Linked DNA regions of Homo sapiens: all the other regions are linked to region 2. Evidence: chromatin loops called from intact Hi-C (ENCODE). Cell type or tissue: B cell. All regions are shown on one strand.

Region 1 (8,000 bases), 140 kb before region 2:
CTAAAAATGCTTTGTGATGTGTGATTTTGTCTCACAGAGTTTAACCTTTCTTGTGATTCAGTGGGTTGGAAACGCTCTCTTTCTACAATCTATTGGGATACATTTCAGAGCAAACTGTGGCCTATACTGAAAAACCAATTATCCCATGACAAAAACTAGGCAAAAGCTATCGGTGAAAATGCTTTGTGATGTGTGGATTTATCTCATAAATTTAAATCTTTGTATTTATTCAGCAGGTTTGGAACACTTTTTTGTAGACTATACGAAGGGACATTTCACACTTATGGAATCCTATAGTAAAAAAGCAAATATTTCATGATAAAAACAATAAAAATTTATCTCTGAAAATGCTTTGCAATGTGTGGATTCATCTCAAAGAGTTAAACCATTGCTTTGATTCAGCAGGTTAGAAACACTCTCTTTGTAGAATCTACAAAGGGATATTTCGGAGCTTATTGAGGCCAACAGTGCAAAACCGAATATCTCGCAATGAAAACTAGAAACAAACTATCTGTTAAAATGCTCTGTGATGTGTGGATTCATCTCACAGAGTTAAACCTTTGTTCCCATTCAGCAGGTTGGAAACTATCTTTTGTAGAATCTATGAAGGGTCATTTCAAAGCCCATTGAGGCCTATAGTGAAAAGAGATACCTCATGATAAAAACTAGAAACAAGCTATCAGTGAAAATGCTTTGCAATGTGTGAATTCATCTCATAGAGTTAAACCTTCATTTTAATTCAGCAGGTTGGAAACACCTTTTTTGTAGAATCTAGGAAGGGATATTTTGGAGCCATTTGACACCTATAGTGAAAACCGAATATCCCCTGATAAAAACTAGAAGCAAGGTATTTGTGAAAATGCTCTGTGATATGTGGATTCATCCCACAGAGTCAAACCTTTGTTTTGACTCAACAAGCCAGAAGCACTTTCTTTGTAGAATCTACAAAGAGACATTTCAGAGCCCATCGAGACCTATGGTGAATAGCTGAATATTCCCTGATAAAAACTAGAATTAAGCTATCTGTGAAAATGCTTTGCAATGTGTGGATCACCTCTCAGAGTTAAACCTTTGTTTTGATTCAGCAGATTGGAAACACTCTTTTTGAAGAATCAACAAAGGGACATTTTCAGCCCATGTGCAGGTATATTGATAAACCAAATATCCCACAACAGAAACTAGCAACTATTAGTGAAAATGCTTTGCAATATGTGAATTCATCTCACAGATTTAAATATTTATTTTCATTCAGAAGGTTGGGAACACTCGTTTTGTAGAATCTACAAAAAAGACATTTCAAAGCCCATTGTGGCTTACAGTGAAAAACCAAGCATTTCACAATAAAAACTAAAAACAATCTATCTGTGAACATAATTTGCAATGTGTGGATTCACCTCACAGAATTAAACCTTTGTTTTGATTCAACAGGTTGGAAACACTTTTTTCGTAGAAGCTATGGAGGGACATTTTGGAGCTTATTGAGGACTATAGTGAAAAAATGAATACTTTGTAATGAAAACAAAAAACAATCTATATGTGAAAGTGCTTTGTGATGTGTGTATTGATCTCACAGACTTAAACCTTTGTTTTGTTTCAGAAGGCTAGAAACACTTTTTTTGTAGGATATACAAAGGGACATTTCAAATGCCATAGACAAGTATAGTGAAACACTGAATATCCTGCAATAAAAACTATAAACAAGCTATCTGTGAAAATGCTTTGCAATGTGTGGATTCATCTCCCAGAGTTAAACCTTTGTTTTGATTCAGCAAGTTGGAGACAGTCTTATTCTAAGGGACGTTAAGGAGCCCATTAAGGGAAATTTCAAAGCCCATTGAGAACTATAGTAAAAGAAGAATATTCCGCAATAAAAACTAGAAAAATCTATCTGTGAAAATGCTTGGTGATGTGTGAATTCATCTCACAGAGTTAAACCTTTGTTTTGATTCAGCAGGCCAAAATCACTTTTTTTGTAGAATCTACGAAGGGACATTTCAGAGCCCATTAAGGCCTGTAGTAAAAAAAAAAAACTGATTATCTTGCGATAAAAACTAGAAACAAGCTATCTGTGAAAATGCTTTAGGATGGGTCATTTCGAGTCACAGAGTTAAATCTTTGTTTTGATTCAGCAGGTTGAAAACACACTTTTGTAGAAACTATGAGGGGATATTTCAGAGCATATTGAAGTCTATAGTGAATAATGAAATATCCCACGATAAAAACTAGAAACAAGCTATCTGGGAAAATGCTTTGCAATGGATGAATCTCACAGACTTAAACCTCTGTTTTGATCGAGCAGGTTGGAAACATTCTTGTGGCACAATCTATGGAGGGACATTTCAGAGCTCATTGAGGCCTATATTTGTAAAACAAAATATCCTGCTATAAAAACTGGAAACAAGCTATCTGTGAAAATGCTTGGTGATGTGTGGATTCAACTCACAGAGTTAAACCTTGGTTTTGATTCAGCAGGATGGAAACACTTTTTTTGTAAAATCTACAAAGGGGAGGTTGGAAACACTCTTTTTATGAAATCTACGAAGATACATTTTGGAGCCCATTGAGGCCTATAGTGAAAAACTGAGTATCCCACAATTAAAACTAGAAAGAAGCTATCCGTGAACTGCCTGGTGATGTGAGGATTCATTTGACAGAGTTAAATCTTTGTTTTAATTCAGCAGATTGGAAACACTCTTTTGTAGAATCTGCGAAGGGACATTTCGGAGCCCATTGAGGCCTATGGTGGAAAACCAAATATCCCATGATAAAAACTAGAAACAAGTTATATGTGAAAATGTTTTGTGATGTTTGGATTCATCTCAGAATTAAACCTTTGTTTGGTTTCAGCTTGTTGGAAATACTCTTTTGGTAGAATCTTCAAAGAGACATTTTAGAGCCCATTGAGGCCTACAGTGGAAAACCGAATATCCCACAATAAAAACTAGAAACAAGCTATCAGTGAAAATGCTTTGTGATGTGTTTATTCATTTTACAGAGTTAAACCTTTGTTTTGATTCAGCAGGTTAAAAAACACTCTTTCATAGAATCTATGAAGCAATATTTCTAAGCCATTGAGGTCTATACTGAAAAACTGAATATCTCACGATAAAAAGTAGAAACTAGCTATTGGTGAAAATGCTTTCTGATGTGAGGATTCATCTCACAGAGTTAAACCTTGGTATTGATTCAGCAGGCTGGAAACATCCTTTTTGTAAAATCTACAAAGGGATATTTTGGAGACCATTGAGGCCTATAGTGAAAGACCAAATATCCTGTGATTAAAACTAGAAACAAGCTATCCATGAAAATGCTTTGCAATGTTTGGATTTATTTTACAGGGTTAAACCTTTATTTGGTTCAGTAGGTTGGAAACACTCTTTTTGTAGAATCTATGAGGGGACATTTTAGAGCCCATTGAGGCCTACAGTAAAAAACCCAACATCCCACTATAAAAACTAGAAACAACTATCTGTGCACATACTTTGTGATGTGTGGATTCATCTCACAGAGTTAAACCTTTGTTTTGATTCAGCAGATAGGAAACGCTCTTCTTGTAGAATCTAAGAAGGGACACTTCAGAGCCTATTTAGGCCTATAGTGAATAACCACATATCCCGTGATAAAAACTAGAAACAATCTATCTGTGAAAATGCTTTGCTAAGTGTGGATTCATCTCACAGATTTAAACCTTTATTTTAATTAAGAAGGTTGAAAACACTCTTTTAGTAAAATCTACGAAAGGCAGGTTGGAAGCACTCTATTTTTAGAATCTACAAAGGGACTTTTTGGAGCCCATTGAGGCCTATAGTGAAAAAACCTATATCCCAAGATAAAAACTAGAAACAAGCTATCAGTGAAAATGCTTTGCCATGTGTTCATTCATTTCACAGAGTCAAACCGTTGTTTTGATTCAGCAGGTTGGTAATGTGGGCAGCAAGCCACCCAGGCACCGAGGCAAGAGACAGAGGACACAAGCTGTTCCAGCATAATAAAATATAAAACAAGAATAGTTATACCAGATATAGATCTTAGATATGATTATATATGAATATCATTAATCATTGGTTTGTAGTAATTACTTTTTATTCCAATATTATGATAATCCTCACTCTATAACATAGCCTAGGAAAAACCAGGCCATACAGAGATAGGAGCTGAGGGGACATAGTGAGGTGTGACCAGAAGACAAGAGTGCGAGCCTTCTGTTATGCCCGGACAAGGCCACCAGAGGGCTCCTTGGTCTAGCGGTGACACCAGCATCTGGGAAGACGCCCATTACCAGGCGGATCATGGTCCAGCGGTAGCAAAAGGCATCAAGGAACAACACCCGCTACTTAGCAGACCGGGAAAGGGTGGGGGGGGGGGGGTCTCCCTTTCCCCAGGGGAGTTTAGAGAAGACTCTGCTCCTCCACCTCTTGTGGAGGGCCTGACATCAGTCAGGCTCGCCCGCAGTTATCCGGAGGCCTAACCATCTCCCTGTGATGCTGTGCTTCAGTGGTCACACTCCTAGTCTGCCTTCATGTTCCATCCTGTACACCTGGCTCTGCCTTCCAGATAGCAGTAGTAAATTAGTGAAAATACTAATAGTCCCTGATATGCAAAATAATGGCGTAAGCTGTCTTTCCTTTTGTCTCCTCTCCCTCTCTGCCTCAGCTGCCAGGCAGGGAAGGGCCCCCTGTCCAGTGGACACGTGACCCACGTGACCTTACCTATCATTGGAGGTGACTCACATTCTTTACCCTGCCCCTTCTGCCTTGTATCCAATAAATAACAGTGCAGCCAGACATTCGGGGCCACTACTGGTCTCCGCACATTGGTGGTAGTGGTCCCCCGGGCCCAGCTGCCTTTTCTCTTGTCTCTTTGTCTTGTGTCTTTATTTCTACACTCTCTCATCGCTGCACACAGGGAGAGACCTACCGACCCTGTGGGGCTGGTCCCCACAGTAAGACTTTTTTATAGAATCTACAATGGGACGTTTCATAGCCCATTGATGCCTATAGTGAAAAACCAAATATCCCGCAATAAAATCTAGAAACTAGATATTTGTGAAAATGCCTTAGGATGTGTGTGCAAACACAGCCATGTTTGCTAAAGGGAATAGCACAAAGATAATCTGACCCAGATGGCCCATATCCATCCTCAGCCTCAGATCCTGGTGAGTCTGAGCCTCTCCCCAGCTCCTGCTACCTCTGATGGGTCTTCAGGACTTGCTTGTCATAGCAGGGCTGATACTCCTGCTGAGTTCCCCCATTTGAGTGAGGACATGTCTGGAGAGAGGAGAGAGCTGGAACAGAGTCTTCCCAGTGATTTCCAGTGACTCAAAGAGGTTTTCCCAAAAGTCTTATAGTAGAAGATAGAGAAAGTGGGGCATTACAGAGAAAGCGGGGCGTTCAGGGCCAGACCTTAGGAGAATCCTCTACCCCAACCCAGTGAAGGCCTAATCTTGTGCTACTTTCCCTTGTAACACTGGGAGAATCAGATTCATCAAGAACTTTCACCTTTCCTCTACTGAATTTCGGTTCCCTTTCCAATGGTTCCAACATGCCCAGTAAAGTGAGTTGTTCCATCTGTACAACCTGGGGTGGTGTGGTGAAGGGGAAAGAGACCAGCTCCTTCTCCCACTTCCCAGTGAGGCCTATGAAGAGGCAACTAGACTCTTTCTACCAAGTGGATGAACTCAGGCCTAGAGTTGGAGTTAGCAGACCACTGTGCAGAAGCCATGGCCCTCAGCAGAGATAGGAACAATGAGAAACAAATGTGTGACTATAGGAACTGCTTCTTTTTTTTTTTTTTTGAGATGGAGTCTTGCTCTTTTGCCCAGGCTGCAGTGCAGTGGCATGATCTTGGCTCACTGCAATCTCCACCACCTGTGATCAAGCAATTCTCATGCCTCAGCCTCCCAAGTATCTGGGATCACATGCACGTGCCACCATGCCTGGCTAATTTTTGTATTTTTAGTAGAGATGGGGTTTCACCATGTTGGCCAGGCTGGTCTCAAACTCCTAGCCTCAAGTGATCCACTGCCTCAGCCTCCCAAAGTGCTGGGATTACATACAGGATGTGTTCTAAGTGGACGACTCAAGGTATACATAAAACCAAGCTTTCTGTTTATACTTGTGTTAGAAGAAGCTGACCTCAGAAGGGCAGGTGAATATTTGGGTGAGAAAAGGCAAAATATGGCTAAGGAGCAGCCAGGAGGCCAGGTTGGCTGGAGTACAGGTTTATTAGAAGAGACAGTCATGGATGGGGCTATTCTGGGCAAAGCCCTGGAGGTCTGGCTGAGAAACTGGAATTCTCTGCCTATAGCCCCAATGTACTAGGTGGTTGTTACCCAAGTACAAAGCTACAGCTATGTCCTTAGCTTGGATTTCAGAAAATAATACATTTTTAAATCATCTGCAAGAGTCTAACACATATGTTTATCTTTGGCCCCAATTATATAATTTCAAAAGCATGAATATTTTTGTACATGTCTGTTTCTTGGTTGCGCACATCAGAAGCCACCTGCAGTTTACCTGAACAGAAAAAGAGTGAGTATATTGGAAGAATGTTGGTGGGTCACAGAATGGGTGGGGAGGCTTGGCCACCAGCCCCAAGAAACAGGCAGGAACCCATGGAGGTGAGTCAGCAGGAAGCCCAGTCAAAGATGTGACACAGGAACATCACCCACAGCCACAGACGCTGCTGTGGATGCTCTCTAACGGCTCCTGTGTCTTGGCATCATCACGCTCCCCATAACCATTATTCCCAGCTGGAGGGGCCCACTGGTAAGCCAGGAGATAGGGACAGGAAACATCTGGCCTTTTCCAGCTCCCACAGGCAGAGGACCTCCCATTAAGACCTTCCAAAAGTGGAATTCCCATGAAATAGGAAGGAGATCTAGGTGTTACATAGCCCCCCAAACAGCAAATGTTCATAATTCGGAAATATTTTTTAAAAGACTAATTTTTCTATTTTTTTTTTAGTTTTAGCTCAAAGACATGGTAGGTTTTTAAAGGATGTATTTAAGAACCAGATTATTCTATTTTTTAAATACAGTATTTTGGAATTGGCAGTATAGGAGAATGGGTTAAATATATGGCCTGGACTCAGATCAGACCTGGGTTTGAAGCCCAGCTCTACCATTTCCTAGCAGTGTGGCCCTGGGCAAGAAAATTAACCTCTCTGAGCCTGTGCTCTTCTAAAATGGGGTCATTATAGTACTTACCTCACACCTTTGAACTTTGAGGTTTAAGTGAGATAATGCATGTGAAGATCCTACCAGTGCTTGGCACCAGGGAAACACTCCATAAATATCAACTATTGTCATTGAGTTACCTGTCCTAAGGCCTGAAAAATCAACATGGTCACATTGGGCCCCATACCTTGGGGTATGTGGGCTTGGCCTGACTTAAGTCCAGGCAGCTAGAGCCACACAAGGGAAGGAGGATGTCCAGATGTCCACTTGGACACATTTCCCCCTCATTCCTTGCTTTTTCCCCTTTTATTGTTTAAGGCCATGGGTTTTGATGTTACAGGTTTGGATTTGAATCCAGACCTGCCAGATGATGTTGGGCACCTCACGTGAGTTATTTAACTTCTCTAACCTTCAGGCTTTTTTCACTGCAAAATGAGAATAATGCTATCTACCATGTGGCAGTGCTGTAAGAAATCAGATAGTTTGTGCAGGGTGCTTAGCACTGTGCCTCATAGGTGAGAAGGGTCCTCATTAGTATATATTCATCCTCGTGGGTTAGGGGAGAAGTAGCACTTCCCAAGAAGGTTATTTTCCTTCTATAATACCACATGTAAATTTATCTCTTTGATGCTTAAGTCATCTGGCAAGGATTGTTCTGGCTTCTACAAAAAAAAAAGGTAAAATCATCTTGACAGTTGGAGGTGACATCTGTGGAAAATGCTAGTGTTCATGTAGCAAAAACCTAGACCAGATCACTGCAAGCATGTCTTGCTTTATGAATCTGGGTGCTCCTGTATTGGGTGCATATATATTTAGGATAGTT
Region 2 (8,000 bases):
GTGAGGGGGCGGGTGAGCAGGTGTCGAGGGAGGGGTGACTTGAGGCTGACAGTGCACTCCTCAGAGTGGCAATTCCATGCAGCCTGCTGTGCACCTGTCAGCCTCTTGTCATCACAAACTTTTAAAAAGCCCAGAAGATGCATGCATGTCTCTGCGCTCACAGATCCACATGTAAAGTTATTCTCCATGGAGGTTCCCACAGCACGCACCCAGACATGTACCATAAAGCAAATCTCCCTAACTGTCCAGCCGTAGGGAGGGACAGGTTCACCATGTGGCAGGATGTTAGGAGCCTTTACAAAGAAAGACACGAAGCTGTAGGAAGAGAACACAGAAGTTCCAGAATGGTAGTTCAGTGATTATAATTGTATATATGTATATATACATATATACAAATGTGTATCTATATACACATATATCTATATTTACATATATATAAAATGTGTTGCAAAGCTTAGAAGGATGGATTTATACCAAACTCTTTTTTTTTTTTTTTTGAGGCAGAGTTTTGCTCTTGTTGCCCAGGCTGGAGTGCAATGGCGTGATCTTGGCTCACTGCAACCTCTGCCTCCCGGGTTCAAGCAATTCTGCTGTCTCTGCCTCCCAAGTACCTGGGATTACAGGCATGCACCACCACGCCCCACTAATTTTGTATTTTTAGTAGAGACAGGGTTTCTCTATGTTGGTCAGACTGGTCTCGAACTCCCGACCTCAGGTGATCGGCCCGCCTCAGCCTCTCAAAGTGCTGGGATTACAGGTGTGAGCAACTGAGCCCAGCCGTATACCAAACTCTTAATAGTGTGAACCCAAAATATATGAAACAGGTCTCAGTTAGTTTAGAAAGCTTATTTTGCCAAGGTTAAGGACATGCCCATAACACAGCCTCAGGAGGTCCTGATGACATGTGCCCAATGTGGTCGGGGTACAGCTTGCTTTCCTTTTTATTTTTTTTCTTTTCTTTCCTTTTTTTTTTTTTTTTTTGAGACAGAGTTTCGCTCTTGTCATCCAGGCTGGAGTGCAATGATGTGATCTCAGCTCACCAAAACCTCCGCCTCCTGGGTTCAAGCTATTCTCCTGCCTCAGCCTCCCAAGTAGCTGGGACTACAGGCATGCGCCACCACGCCCGGGTTAATTTTGTATTTTTAGTAGAGACGAGGCTTCTCCATGTTGGTCAGGCTGTTCTCAAACTTCTGACCTCAGGTGATCCACCTGCCTCGGCCTCCCAAAGTGTTGGGATTACAGGCGTGAGCCACTGCACTTGGCCGCTTTCATACATTTTAGGAAGACAATACATCAATCAATACAGGCAAGGTTTACATTGGTTTGATCTGGAAGGGCAGGACAATTCAAAGTAGGGTGCAGCTTCCAGAGGTCAGATTTTAAAACTTTCTGATTGGCAATTGATTGAAAGAGTTATTATCGGTAGAAAGGAATGTCTGGGTTATGATAAGAGGTTGTGAAGACCTAGGTTTTGTCACACAGACGAAGCCTCCAAGTAGCAGGATTTAGGGAGAATAGACTGTATTGTTTCTTATCAGACCTAAGGTCCCCGTTGGTGTGAATGCTGGAGGGTATAATGAGGCATCTCCCACCCCCTCTTCCATCGTGGCCTGACTAGATTTTCAGGTAACCCTGGAATGCCTTTGGCCAAGAGGAGGGGTCCATTATTTTTGGTTTACAACAGTGAGAAGTGAGTTGGGGGAGAATTGGACTTTTGTTTGGGTTCTATTTTATACACATCTCTATTGTTTGGATATTCTGCAGCAAACATTACAAATTTTTTTAAATGCTGAAGTCAAATTGATGCCTTCAAGTCTATGAACGCTGTCATCCCAGCAAAGCACAGTGCACCTGCTTTCCCATGTGTTCTGGGCATGTCCTCACAAGTTGGGGTGAGACAGAGTTGATCCCTCTGCCACTCTGCCCACTCCTGCCAATGGCTGTGCTTCCTGGCAAGTCATTGGCTCTTCTGAGCCTCAGTGTGCCCACCCATAATGCAGGCAGAGGCATCTCAGAAGCTCCAGAGTCACTGGGAAATGGCACATGGGGTGGCAGGAAGGTGGGAGGGGGAGAGAACAAGAAGGCACTATGTTAGCAAAACTCAGCATGAGGGAGGGCCAGCTGCAGCCCAGCTCCTTGGCTGCAACCACAAGGGAGGGCAGGGAAAGAAGAGGAAGGAAAGAAAAAAGGAGAGGAGCCAGGCCTGGTGGTTCACTTTGGGAGGCTAAAGAGGGCAGATCACTTGAGGCTGGGAGTTCGAGACCAGCCTGGTCAACATGGTGAAACCCCATCTCTACTAAAAATACAAAAATTAGCAAGGCTTGGTGGTGTGCATCTGTAGTTCCACCTACTTAGGAGGCTGAGGCAGGAGGATCGCTTGAACCTGGGAGGTGGAGGCTGCAGTGAGCCAAGATTGTGCCACTGCACTCCAGCCTAAGCTACAGAGTGAGACTCCATCTGAAAAAAAAAAAAGAGAGAAAAGAAAAGAAAGAAGAGGAAGGGCTACTGCACTCTGGACTCAGTGCCCTCCTTGGTCTCACACCCTTGCTGACCTCCCTCCTGGCACATGAGGTCTTCATGCTGCTCAGGCCCATGGCTGACCTCCTCTCCTCTGGAGTGGTCCATCCCTACCAGATCTCCTCCTGTCCAGCTGAGCAGACCAGGCCTATACAGGCTGCTTCTGGCTCCACTGAGGCCCAGGAGCTTACACCTTTGGACCGGGTGTCAAAAGTGTCCTTCTTATTAGCAAAAAGAATTTTGGAGGGAAAAACAAATGACATCCTCAGACATCCTAGGGCAGAGTCAGAAGCAGAGAGGAGACTGAATGGGCTCGGGTGGGTGTGGAAGGTCACTGCAGGCCGCCATAGGACAGGCCTGGGCTCACAGGAGCAGGATGTGGGGAGGGGGATTGCCAGGCAGGGGTGGGGACCAAAGTGAAGGCCACCTGGTGGGAGCCAGTCAGAGGGGTGGGGCAGGGTTAGATCACAAGGGAATCCAATGCCAGGGGGCCAGGGGATGTTTTGCAATGTGGGCAACTGAACCTGAGATGTGACAAGACCAGTGATTTGGCGACCTGCCCAGGCAGGCCCAGCCCCCAGGGTATTGAGATGACACATTCTAAACTCAGGTGACCCGGGCCTTGGGAGTGCACTAGCAACTGGCTGTCAGTCACGGGGCTCTTCAGATATTTGTCACGTGAATGAGCCAGACAGTAAGTGGAGATGCCCTTCCTAGTCACCTACTGCCGGCGTTCACGCTGTGAACCAGCGAACTAGGCCACCGGCCTGACCCAGTTTTCCCTGTGGCCTGCCAAGCCAAGGAGAAGCAGACGCGGCCGGCGCAGGCGTCCAGGGTGACTCGGAGGCGTGGCTCTGCAGTCGCGGCTCTGCAGTCGCCTTGGAGCGGCTGCCCTTCCGACCCCGCCTGGGCTATGACTCATCTTCGGTGGAGGAGAAAGGGGCCTTTGTGAGCGCCCAGCTCCGGCGTCTCCTGGACAGCACCGCCCTCCGGTGGCCGCGAGTCAGGAGGGCTGGGGAAGCCGCCCGAGAGGCAGCGCCCGAGCTCCCCACGAGCTGCTGTGCCATTGGAAGCGCCAGCGCCCTCCCCTCGGAGTCCAGCCAAGTCGGGGGGAAGACTGGGAGAGAAATCGTCACCCCCTAGAGGGCAAGTGGGCTCAGCCCTAGGAAATGCTTGTTTCTCCAGCCCCTCCCAGACGCCCCGGGGAAACGGCATCCCAGAGCTCCGCTCCCTGGAGGCCCCTCCAGAGAGGGACCCGGGGCCCCGCCCCGCAGCTGGAGAAGGGGTGAATGCCTTTCCTACCTAACGCCTGGTCCGCGGCCCTGCTTGTTGCGTCTCCAAGACCACGTGTCTGCTGCATTTTAAAAATAGTTGTGAACATCTGACTTTCTCCTTTTGTGAGTTGCCTATTCATATCCTTGGTCTGCTTTTCTATTTTCTATTTTTTCTCTTGTTGACGTACAGAAGCACTTTAAAAATGTCAGTTCTGTCGAATGTGTTGCAAATATTTTTCTAAGCTTAGAATTTTACCTTCTGATTTTGTTTTTGGTGATATTTGATACACCACACGACATTTTGATGTGGGATGACCTTTTGATGTTTTTCTTTTTCTTTCTTTAGTTTTTTATTTTTGAGTCAGCGCCTCACTCTGTCACCCAGGCTGGAGTACAGTGGCGTGATCTTGGCTCCCTGCAGTCTCCGCCTCCCGGCTCAAGCCATCCTCCCACCTTAGCCTCCCTAGTAGCTGGAACCACAGGTGCACACCACTACGCCCGGCTAATTTTTGTATCTTTTGTAGAGAGGAGGTCTCGCTATGTTGCCCAGGCTGGTCTTGAACTCCTGGGCTCAAGCAACCTGCCTGCCTTGGGCCTCCCAAAGTGCTGGGATTACAGGCTTGAGCCACTACTCCCGGCCTTGATGTTTTCCTTTATTCTTTCTCCCTTTTGTTTTTTTTTAATTGTAAAACTGCTCCCATCTGAGTATCACACAGACATTTCAGATCTATATTTTTTCTTTTCTGCTCCTCTTCCCCCCTTCCCTTCCTCCATTTCCTCTTACTCCTTCATTTGGCTTTTAAACCCACCTGGGACTAATTTTGATATAAACTGGAAGATAAAGATCTAAACTTATTTTTTTCTGAATAGTCAACTTTTCATATGTCATTATTCAGGCTTTCTCTCTTGTTTGTTTGTTTGTTTGTTTTGAGACAGTCTTGCTTTTGTCTCCCAGGCTGGAGTGCAGTGGCACAATCTCTGCTCACTGCAACCTCGGCTTCTCAGGTTCAAGCGAGTCTCCTGGCTCAGCCTTCCCAGTAGCTGGGATTACAGGCGCGTGCCACCATGCCCGGGTAAGTTTTGCATTTTTAGTAGAGATGGGTTTTCGCCATGTTGACCAGGTTGGTCTTGAATTCCTGACATCAAATGATCCACCCGCCTCGCCCTCCCAAAGTGCTGGGATTACAGACGTGGGTCACCATGCCCAGCCCAGCCTTTCTCTTTTAGTAGAATATTTCCTCACTGGTTTGAAATATCACTTTGATTATAAACTAAATGCTCGGGCCTATTTCTGGCCAGGACCCTGACCTTATACATTAAGCCAAAGGATATGGACTTCTTAAAAAAATCATATTAGGCCGCTAATTATGGATTTAGGACATTTATTCACATTGTTTTAGGCTCCAACTAAAAGCAGGCTTGAATGAAGCAGCTGCACAGGAAAACTGGATAGGAAAGATTTCATTTAAAAGGACATAAACATTTTAAATTCTTTTTAAAAATTTATTATTATTTATTTTTAATAGAGACAGGGTCTGGCTTTGTTGCCCAGGCTGGCTTTGAACTCCTGGGCTCAAGCAGTCGTCTTGCCTCAGCTTCCTAAAGTGCTGGGATTACAGGCATGAGCCACCACACCTGGCCAACATTTTCTTTTCTTTTCTTTTTTTTAATTTTCTTTTTTTTATTTTATTATTATTATACTTTAAGTTTTAGGGTACATGTGCACAATGTGCAGGTTAGTTACATATGTATACATGTCTGGCCAACATTTTCAATTCTTATTATACAAAATGTCAAACCTTCCTCCAGAATGGACATAAATAGACTAATGCATATCCTCCCAGAAGCATATGAGAATGCCCTTTTCACTACACCGTTCTGAGGTTGAGTATTATTTGTAAAACTATGTCCTAGTTTGAAAGGAAAAATAGGATCTCATTGTTCTCTCATAATTTGCATTTCTTTAATGCTTGAGAGTGAATTTTTTCATGGTCATTTATAAAATACCTAGATATAAGCTTGACACAAAATGTGCATGTCCTATAAACAACAAAAACTTAACTAAGAGGTTTTAAATAAAGTTTACATACATGGAAAGGCATGTGATACTCGTGAATGGAAAGATGCCAGTTCTGGCCAAATTAATATATAAGTTTTGTGTGATTCTTTTTTTTAACACATTTTTTCTTATTTTTAAAAAAATTAGAGACAGCCTCTTGCTGTGTTGCCCAGGCTGAAGTGCAGTGGTGTGCTCATGGCTCACTGTAACCTCAAACTCCTGAGCTCCTGTGATCCTCCCACCTCAGCCTCCCAAGTAGCTAGGACTACAGGTGCATGCCACCACGCCCAGCTAATTTTTGTATTTTTAATTTTTTTTGTAGAGATGGTGTCTTGCTGTGTTGCCCAGGTTAGTCTCAAATTCTTTTTTTTTTTTTTTTTTGGAAAGAGTCTCACTCTGTCCCCCAGGCTGGAGTGCAGTGGTGCGATCTTGGCTCATTGCAACCTCCACATCCCTAGTTCAAGCAATTCTCACGCCTCAGCCTCCTGAGTAGCTGGGATTACAGATGTGCACCACCATGCCCAACAAATTTTTTGTTTTTTAGTAGAGACGGGATTTTCCCATGTTGTCCAGGCTGGTCTCAAACTCCTGAGCTCAGGCAATCTGCCCACCTCAGCCTCCCAAAGTGCTAGGATTACAGGCATGAGCTATTGTGCCCGGCCTGGTCTCAAACTCTTGTGCTCAAGCGATCCTCCCACCTCAGTCTCCCAAAATGCTGGGATTATAGGTGTGAGCAACTGCCCATGGCCAGTTTTGTGCAATTGTATTAATAATAAAAATTCCAATATATTTTTGGGGAATTTTGCATAGTGAATCTAAAGGTCATAGACAAGTGGGGACAACCAAGAACACTTTGAAAAAAATGGCCAGCGAAGGAGAACTTGTTCATATTAGCAGGTGTTCTAGAAAGACCCTCTAATCTCCCTACCCAGCTGGGATTTTGAAGAGATGTTGTAGTGAAGTTATTATTTTCAGAGACATGGGCCAGGTTAAGGGAACCAAGAGGGGAAGTTGAAGCTTGTGCAACAGCAGGACTCCATTAGCACCCCAGACAGTTCGGAGGGTCGGCCACACCCAAGTTACAGCCCTAGGGCTGCAGTCACTGCCAGAACCACAGCAAAGCAGGGAGGGAGCAGGACAAATACATACCCCCTCCCCTCCTGTCACCTGTCCCCCTTGCTGTTGCCTCCTGATGGCTGAACCTTATTCAAAGTACCAGGGGAAGTTAAGTGATTCAATGCTTAGGGCTGGCTCAGTCTCCGGGGGCACAGAGAAAGGTAGGGGAGGCTGCAAAGAGTATCTGGGGACACAGAGATTAATCAGGACATGCGGTAAGTCCACCTTGGGACACTTTTCTAAGAAAATCATCTGCCATATGCTGAAATACTTTTTACAAGTATATGGACTGCAATATTACGTTCTGTTTCAAACAAGCCAACTTAAATGTTCAACAGCAGAAGATTCATTAAATAAAAAATGTTATGTCGGCTGGGCACGGTGGCTCACGAGTCATCCCAGCACTTTGGGAGGCTGAGGCAGGAGGATCACTTGAGGTCAGGAGTTCAAGACCAGCCAGTCCAACATCGCAAAACCCCGTCTCTACTAAAAATACAAAAAATAGCTGGGCATAGTGGTGCATGCCTGTAGTACCAGCTACTGGGGACGCTGAGGCAGGAGGATCACTTGAGCCCAGGAGGTTGACGCTCAGTGAACTATGATTATGCCACTGTGCTCTAGACTGGGTGACAGAACGAGACCCTGCCTAAAAAAAAGAAAGAAAGAAAGAAAGAAGACCTGAAAGGAGAGTCACCAAAAGGTAAAATATACTTATTTTGGAGTGTGGGACTGTGAGCAATATCAATTTCTTCTTTAAACTTTTTTTGGGTATTTTTCAATTTTCCTTTTATAGTCAGAAATAAATCCAAGAAATAGGTGCAACCTCGAGATAAACAGGACTCAGGATGCTGAGAATGTTTCCACAGCTCACCTTCAGGATTGTCCATGTTCCACTTTACTGTTGAACGTGAACTTCATGTGTCAGTTCTCTGTGGCTGTGCAGCAGATAGTCCCATAATTTAGGGGCTTTAAACAGACAATGATTTTTTTTTTTTTTTTTTTTGGCAGTGTCTGGTTGATTGGGCGGTCTTTGC
Region 3 (8,000 bases), 120 kb before region 2:
TTCACATGGCAAATTGCATGAGTGGGACACCTCACTAAGCCTTACCTACTTTTTGTTATTTACTATTTACTCTCACCACTCCAAATCTTCAAGCCCTATCCAGAGTCAGGTCACACTCAGAAGACACCTCAAAAAACCAGGCTACCTCTCCCTTCTTTGAAACTCAGTTTTGGAATCTTTTTGGTATTTATTTGGGTTTCCAACCTTCCAGTAACACTTTCTAACACCTAAACATAACTCTGGAGTTTGGCTTTTGATGACATCTTCTCTTCCCCTATGTTCTAAGCAACTTTCTTTTATTTAAGAGTCTCCTCTATTTCCCTCCAACTTTTCATTCCTGGTCCTCTCTTTCCCTAATTTTCTCTCTCCAAGGCCAGAGATTGAAGAGGAAATTCCCATCAAGTTTAGAAAATGTGAAATGTGGTCAGGCTGGGGGAAGGAGAAAGGGAAGAAATCACATCTTTATGATTCCTTTATTTTATCTCCACACACATAAATTCAGCACTTGGTAAGTAATTCCCTACCCTGTCCTGGTCTGTAATTTCTCAACCTTCTTTGAATCCCCTTTGAACAATATAAGTATTTCCTTCCATGACCCACCCCAATTTTATTCAAAACTTCAAAATAAATGGGACATCATGACTAAAAACATATTAAAACTATGGTCACCTGCTGGACCCAACCCACAGATTCTGGCCAAACGATGGATGAAAGAACACACTCAAACACAGTTATCCAGTGAAAGAGTGGGCTAGTGGACCAGGCCATGCACAGACCCCGAGGAGGGTGCTGTAAAGAGTCAGAAGCCACAGCCCTGACCAGCTGGCACTGCAGGCCTTTATTTAGAACAGATTTAATGACAGAGGCTTTGAGTCAACACACTTGGGGATAATAAACATGGTCGCCTTCCCCAGAGAGAGCAGTCCTGTGTGCGGATGATTAAAGGCCAGTTTCTGAGGGATAAGTAAACTAACTTATCCAGATCAGTTTCTTTACATCCCCTTGTTATCTAACCCACGCTCTTAAGAGAATTCAGGTGCCTTCAGCTAAACCCCCTTCTGAAACCATGCAAACCCCTGGCCTTCCAAGAAGGTTTGCATCTTTCTACAATTTTTCCCACCACCCTGACCGATCTCCTACAGTCACCTTAGACTATGCCTATCCAGACTACACAAGCACCCTGAGAAATGTGAAACCTCTCCCTTGGCCCCCTCTCCAGTCCCAGGGAGTTGGCAATCACTGCCTGGGTTTAATGGTCTTCTTCAACAGAATGTGCTCTAAATTTGTGAGTTTCCTGGCCAGAGTTGGCCCTGTCGGGGTAAGCTCCTAAATCTGGTGACCATTTCTATCTGATTCTGTTTGGTTTGTGTTTCATCCAGAATAGTACCTTACATAAGCACTTACATCCGATTTTTGAAACAGATTTCTTGGCAAATATTGGGTATGGTTAAGAGAATACATTCGGTGTCATGCCATGCACAAGACAGCTACATTTCCTGGCCTCTATGGCAATCAGGTTGGGACCAGGTTGACAAGGTTCTGGCCATTTGACAGAGGTGGATGTGATATACGCCACTTACAAACCTGTTCCCAAAATGTCCCACACTATGTTCCACACTCTTTCTTTACTAGTTGGGCAATCAGATAGAAAAGATCTAGGAGAGAACTTCAAGAAGGCTCTGGGGAGTTATGGAGCTACAAGATAGAAAGAGCCTGGATCCCTGAGTCACAGCTAGGAGGAGATTGCCCAAGAGAGCTGCCCAACTCATATTCACTGTGAGGTGAGGGAGAAATGAATCCTTGTTGCATTAAGCCACAGAGATTTGGGGGGTTCTTTGCTATAGTAGCTAGTGTTAATTAACCTAATACATTTTTAAATTTCTTAGAATATAATAATGGCTACATAAATGTTGATTTTTATAGCTTATTGTTCTATCCACTAATATTTATTGTGTCTTACAGGTAATATTGTATGTTTCCCACAACACCTTAGGTGGGTGCCCAGGCCTTGCTCTCTCTCACCAGAAGGCCTTTATCGATGTTGTTTTCTCTGGCTTACCTGTTCCTTCTTCCCCTCTCCACATAGTCAACACTACTTATCATTAAGGTCAAAGCTCAGGCGTGCTCCTACTCATCAAAACCCTCCCTAGCTCCCTAGACTAGATCAGTGTTCCCTATTACATGATCTCATAAATCCCTAAACATCTCCTATGGGGTACTTATGACAGTTTGTCATTGCATGACTATGTAATTCTTTGGTGAGCATCTCTCTTCCTCAACATAGAATAAGCACCAAGACTGCAGGGGCCATCTTATCCGATTCGCTGTGATATTCCCTGGGCCTAGCCCGATGCCTGGCTACAAGATGTGCTCAAAACGTATTTGACTGTACGGGTGTATCTGCACAGGATGGGCCTCACAGGCTTTCTGCCTCTTAGTGAGGTCAACTGTCAGTGTTAAATCTGGTCTTTATCTTCACAAGTTTAGAAACTTAATTTTTCATGGAAGCCCAGCACCTGGAACATGATTCCTGATAACTACACTTAGGGGATATCTACTTCCTGACTGTGAGGTCCCTGGGAAAGTAAGTTAGTGAGCATTCAGAGCACATTTGATGACTAAAGAAAGAGGATGGTTTTGAGAGGAATTCACTTCTCTTAGGCTGGAAAATTAACCTTGCTTTCTTAAAGAGTGCATGTTTCTTCTAGACATAGCTTTTTTCTCCCACCATTAGATCCATTAAAATCATGCTTAGTAAGGCCGTGGCATATAATAAGAGCTCAGTAAATATCTGAATACATATCTGTGGGTCTCACTGGTTGAATGACTGACAAATGGTCTTATGCTTTGGCTCTCCATTTCTAGACCCCATGTAGTGATTGCCTTTTGTTACAGCATCACTTGTCCCTGGATTTCTACCATAGAAGTTTGAGAAGAACTAGTGAATGTGAGCCAGACCTACAAGATCATAAATTCCTTGCAGTTAAGAATCATCATCAAAGAGAAAAAGAAAATCATTATCATCATCATCAGAGCCAACACTTTTCATGTACTTATCCAAACCAGGCACTGTGCTGAGCCCTTTACAACTGTCATCTCATTAATCCTTATAACAATCATGTGAGTAGTGTCCCTGTTTATTTTTAATTTATTTTTGCTTTTTGGTTTGTTTTTAGAGACAGTCTCATTCTGTCACCTAGGCTGGAGGGCATTGCCACAATCACAGCACATTGCAGCCTCAAACTCCTGGGCTCAAGTGATCATCCGGCCTCAACCCACACCCCACCCAAGCAGGACTGTAGGCCTGAGCCATCATACCCAGCTAATTTTTTTTGTTTTTTGAGACAGGGTCTCACTCTGTCACCCAGGCTGGAGTGCAGTGGTGTGATCTCAGCTCACTGCCTCCTGGAACTCCCAGGCTCAGGTGATCCTCCCACCTCGGACTTCCAGGTAGCTAGGACTACAGGTGCACACCACCACATCTGGCTAATTTTTTGTAGAGATGGGGTTTTGCCATGTTGCCCTGGCTGGTCTCAAATTCCTGGACTCCAGCAATCTGCCCACCTCAGCTTCCCAAAGTGCTGGGATTACAGGCATGAGTCACCGCACCCAGCCCCTCACAGTTAATTTTTAAATTTAGTAGTTCTCTTTTACAGATGAGGAAATGAAACTCAGTCATGATAAAGGAACAGGTGAAAGGTCACCCAGCTAGTGAGTGGCAGAGACAAGACTTGAACTCAAGCCTGTCTCACTATGGAGCCTGTATTCTCATGCACTGTGTATAGTGCATTCCAGACTGTATTCATCTTGGTATCCCTATAGCACCTGAAAATCAGCATTATACTATGCCTTCCAAACATGTGTATATAGTCAATTATTGGTTGCAAGCAGCAGAAAACAACTCTGATTATTGTAAACAGAAAAGAGATTACAAGGCCACTTTGAATTTATAAGAAGCAACAAACAGATTATAAAAATGAAGATAGGGACAGGGTGTACAGTATAGTGACTATGACTAATAAAAATGTACTGTATATTTTAAATTTGCCTTCACGCACATGCACACATGTACACACAGAAAGGTAACTATATGGGCAAAAAAAAAAAAAAAAAAAAAAGATACAGAGGCCCAAGAAGCAGAATACAAGATAATCATCTTTGAGCAGGAACAATCCTACCAGGATGCCTTGGCCAAATCCTTCCAGTGCACATGGATTCTAACTTTCCATTCATCTTTGCCTCACACCACACATTTATTCCAAATATAAAGTCTAGGGTGACAGCATCTGATTGGCCAGCCCTTCATTTGCCTTTGTGCTAACTAAAAGCGTGTTGGGGAAGAGGTTAGTCTCTAGACCTTCCTACTTCCCTAGAGGGAGGCGTAGCTTGCTGTGACTGACGCAGTGGGAATTTCCCCCAGATAGAGGGAAGGCATAGATGCTAGGCTGCCACAAACATTGACAAATGTCCACCACAACAGGTGTGCATTAACTCAGGCCTACCACAATCCCTGAATTGCAATTTATGTCACATTTTAGTCCCCTTGCTGATACTAGAGAAACCCCAGAAGCATGATTACAAGTCATCATTTAGCATAGTTTAAGCACGTGATTCATTTTCATTTTTATTTTAGAAGGTGGCATTTTCTGACCCACCTTGGAGATGCGCCCTTTGAGGAGCCTGCAGCCTCCTGCACCTGAAGAAAGTGGCCCACTCATGAAAACGCCCAGGCTCCCAGTTGGGGAGAACCATCTCCACCAGAGGGGGATCCAGATCCAGTGGAGAAGAATTTTTTTTATTGTTTTTAGATAAACTGTCTTCAAATAGTGCAGCACGGGCACTTCCTGCCTCGATGGAAATTCAGCACACTTCCTGCTGCTCACCTGCCCCATCTGTGTTTATCTTCTGCCTCAATCATGTGAAGGCCAAATGGGTGGCATGAGTGCAACTGGGCCAGCTGTGGCTGGGGGCAGCAACAGCTCCATGTTTTGAGGCCAGATGGAGGCTGCTTTGGTCTAGGAGGTGGAGGGGAGCCAGTGGCTGCTTCAGGCCTCCCTGTGTGGAGTGCTTGGAGCTGGAAGTAGAAGCAGGGCCCAACTGGGGGCTCCATTGGATGAAGCACACCATCCCATCCAAAAGCCTGCTCCCAATGTCCTCACTGAGCTCTCTTTGTTTCTTTCTGTTTCTTCTATATGTATACATATCAAATATGTGTGTGTGTGTGTGTCTATGTATGTGTGTGAAACAGAAAGAAGCAAAGAGTCCTTTGCACTTTATCAAAGGTACTCTACTAATTCCTTTACACTTTTATCAAAGATATTCACTTGTCAGGGACACTAGAGCAGTGTCCAGGCTGCATGTAACATCAGCTGGGAAGCTTTTATAAATTAAAACAACTATAAAATAGTTGCAGGCATTTTCAAGTTTTTATTAAGCCTCATAAAAACTTGAAAATGTCTATAAGACACCTACACTACAGGTCTCCATGGCTCTCTGCAAAACATGACCAAGCTCAAAAAGACACACAAGGTTAGAAGACACCACAGATTTGGCAACAGCCCATGATCCTTGGGTTTATCTCCCCTCAGAGTGGCTCCTTAAAGTGACACTGGCACTTTTCTGAAACGCTTTCCTGCAGGTTCTTGAGCACACTCTAATGGAAGCTCTCTCTCAGAATTATGCACATGAGAGTGTCATTGTAGAATGCTTTTTAGCATATCCACCACAGGTATAATGAAACACAGGCTACATACTGATAAAATGGAAGGACCAAATGAAACAAGCCTATTCATACACATTTCTGTGTCTCTTTGCATCTGTGGTTTTCAGACTTTAGTGTGCATCAGAATCGCCCAGAGGACTTGTTAAAACACAGATTGCTAGGCCGCACCCCAGAGTTTCAGATTCAGTAGGTCTGAGATGAGGCCCCAGGAGCTGCAGCAAGTAAAACGGGCAGCAACAGCTACTGCGTCACCTGAGGCCCATTTGCGACAGTCTCTGCTCTGTGTGATAAAAAAGATCACATTTTCCTTTCCTCTAGGTCTGATGTGAGGCTGGCTTGTTTTACATTGGGCATCTCTGAGAAAGTATCAGGAAAAAGGCAGACAAAGCAGAAGTGCCTGAAATGATATTTATTAATTTGGATTCTGAGTAGCTAAATTGAAACTTGATTGTGCCCTTACCCCTAGCTCCTCCTGGGCCTGGAGCAAGGACAGGCTACGTCTGAGGCAGCAGGCATTGGAAGGAGTAGGATCGGGTTAGGGCTAGTTTTAGGGCAAATGAGGTACCTCCATCCTTACCGTCCAGCTATGTAGTAACAAATTAGCCTCTTCTAGATGGTCTGAAGTCTATTATATAAAGTTTGGCTTGTATAAGTGTTTCTAAAAGTGTTTTAACATGAAAAATTTTAAACACATGGAAACTTACGAAGAATAGTACAATGAACACCTATATATACCCAGGAACAAAATTCAATTATTATTAAAATTTTGCTTCTTGTTTCTTGGCTCACTACAACCTCTGCATCCCAGGTTCAAGTGATTCTTGTGCCTCGAGCCTCCCGAATAGCTGAGATCATGGGCATGCACCACCACAACCCTGCTAATTTTTGTAATTTTTTAATAGAGACAGGGTTTCTCCATGTTGGCTAAGCTGGTCTCAAACCCCTGGCCTCAAATGATCCACCCACCTCAGCCTCCCAAAGTGCTGGGGTTACAGGCGTGAGCCACTGCGCCTGGCCCATTTGTTTCATTTATATATATGATCTATATTTTTTGCTGACATCATCTCCAAAAAAGTAAGGACATCTGCACAGTCACAATGTCATTATCACCTAAACATTAACAGTATTCCCCAATATTGCCTTATATCATCTCTTCCTTTTATCCCCAAAATGTTTTATGGATATTGTTTCTTTGAGTCACACACAGAACCTAGGCAAGGTCAGGGCCAGGGTGATATGGGTTAAAAGGACTCCAGAAAACTCAGTAATCAAGAGTAATAATATTGTAATGCAATATTTCAAAAAGTCCAATTGGCTAACTACAGCCCATAGGCCAGCTGCGTGTTTTTGCAGGAAAAGTTTTATGGGGCTGGGATTAGCATGAGATAAGTGAGGCAGGGTTGTACAAATGTAGGCTCTCTTTTTTTTTTTTTTTTTTTTGGAAACAGAGTGTCACTTTATTGCCCAGGCTGAAGTGCAGTGGCATGATCTCAGCTCACTGCAATCTCCACCTCCTGAGTTCAAGCGATTCTCCTGCCTCAGCCTCCCGAGTAGCAGGGAATATAAGGCATGTGTCACCATGTCCGGCTAATTTTTGTAGTTTTAGTAGAGATGGAGTTTCACTATGTTGGCCAGGCTGGTCTCGAACTCCTGACCTCAGGAGTGTACATGCACTACACAACATAGGTCCAGACAAGAAAAACTAATAACTGGCAGAAGTATGGGGTGAAAAAATAAATTAATATTTCTAGATATTGAAACACCTCTTTCAAAAACTATATTTCACATAGGCAAAAAGTTAAGCAAAGATGAAGAACATTTGAATAAGCCTGATCTAATAAGCATAAATAGAATTGATCACTCATAAGAACTACATTTTTTTAAGTACATGTGAAACATTCACAAAAATTGACCTGGGTGCAGTTGCTCACGCCTGTAATCCCAGCACTTTGGGAGGCTGAGGTGGGTGGATCAACTGAGGTCAGGAGTTCGAGACCAGCCTGACCAACATGGTGAAATGCCGCCTCTACTAAAAATACAAAATTAGTTGGGCATGGTGGTGCATGCCTGTAATCCCAGCTACTTGGGAGGTTGAGGCAGAAGAATCGCTTGAACCTGGGAGGCGGAGGTTGTAGTGAGCTGAGATGGTGCCATTGCAGTCCCACTTGGGCAACAAGCAAAACTCTGTCTCAAAAATTAATAATAATAAAATTGACCTGAACTAGACAACAGAGAAAACCTCAAGGAGATCCAAAAAGTTCATATCATGTAGACTTTC

What was found. Hi-C counts contacts between places; a loop is a spot of excess contacts. Peaks named below come from ENCODE experiments on the same cell type or tissue, not always from the same donor. Only the 100,000 strongest peaks of a DNase experiment are listed, where the experiment ranks them.
Region 1: a loop joins it to region 2, with 11 times the contacts of the local background. A loop is called at or near these places in 7 of 110 quality-filtered maps.
Region 3: it touches region 2 in a loop (11-fold over the local background); 3 of 110 quality-filtered maps call a loop at or near these places.

Annotation. Positions count from the first base shown.
Region 1 is chr17:27,193,489-27,201,488 of GRCh38, forward strand. No RefSeq gene overlaps it. Among named protein-coding and RNA genes, the nearest start is that of MIR4522, 97 kb to the right of the region's middle. In B cell, CTCF peaks have their summits at 4,224 (motif pointing right) and 4,479; a DNase peak (open chromatin) is centred at 4,263.
Region 2 is chr17:27,329,514-27,337,513 of GRCh38, forward strand. It overlaps LINC03146 (long intergenic non-protein coding RNA 3146), which reads left to right and starts at 2,982. Exons shown (of 3, transcript XR_007065677.1): 1 at 2,982-3,914; 2 at 4,747-4,864. RefSeq lists an enhancer at 3,033-3,582. In B cell, CTCF peaks have their summits at 3,517 (motif pointing left) and 3,716 (motif pointing left); DNase peaks (open chromatin) are centred at 3,148 and 3,288; H3K4me3 peaks cover 1,083 bases; H3K27ac peaks cover 1,566 bases.
Region 3 is chr17:27,213,359-27,221,358 of GRCh38, forward strand. No RefSeq gene overlaps it. Among named protein-coding and RNA genes, the nearest start is that of MIR4522, 77 kb to the right of the region's middle. RefSeq lists enhancers at 4,323-4,672, 5,761-5,810. In B cell, no CTCF peak of the experiment used is centred here; DNase peaks (open chromatin) are centred at 3,683, 4,433 and 5,963; H3K4me3 peaks cover 1,265 bases; H3K27ac peaks cover 4,228 bases.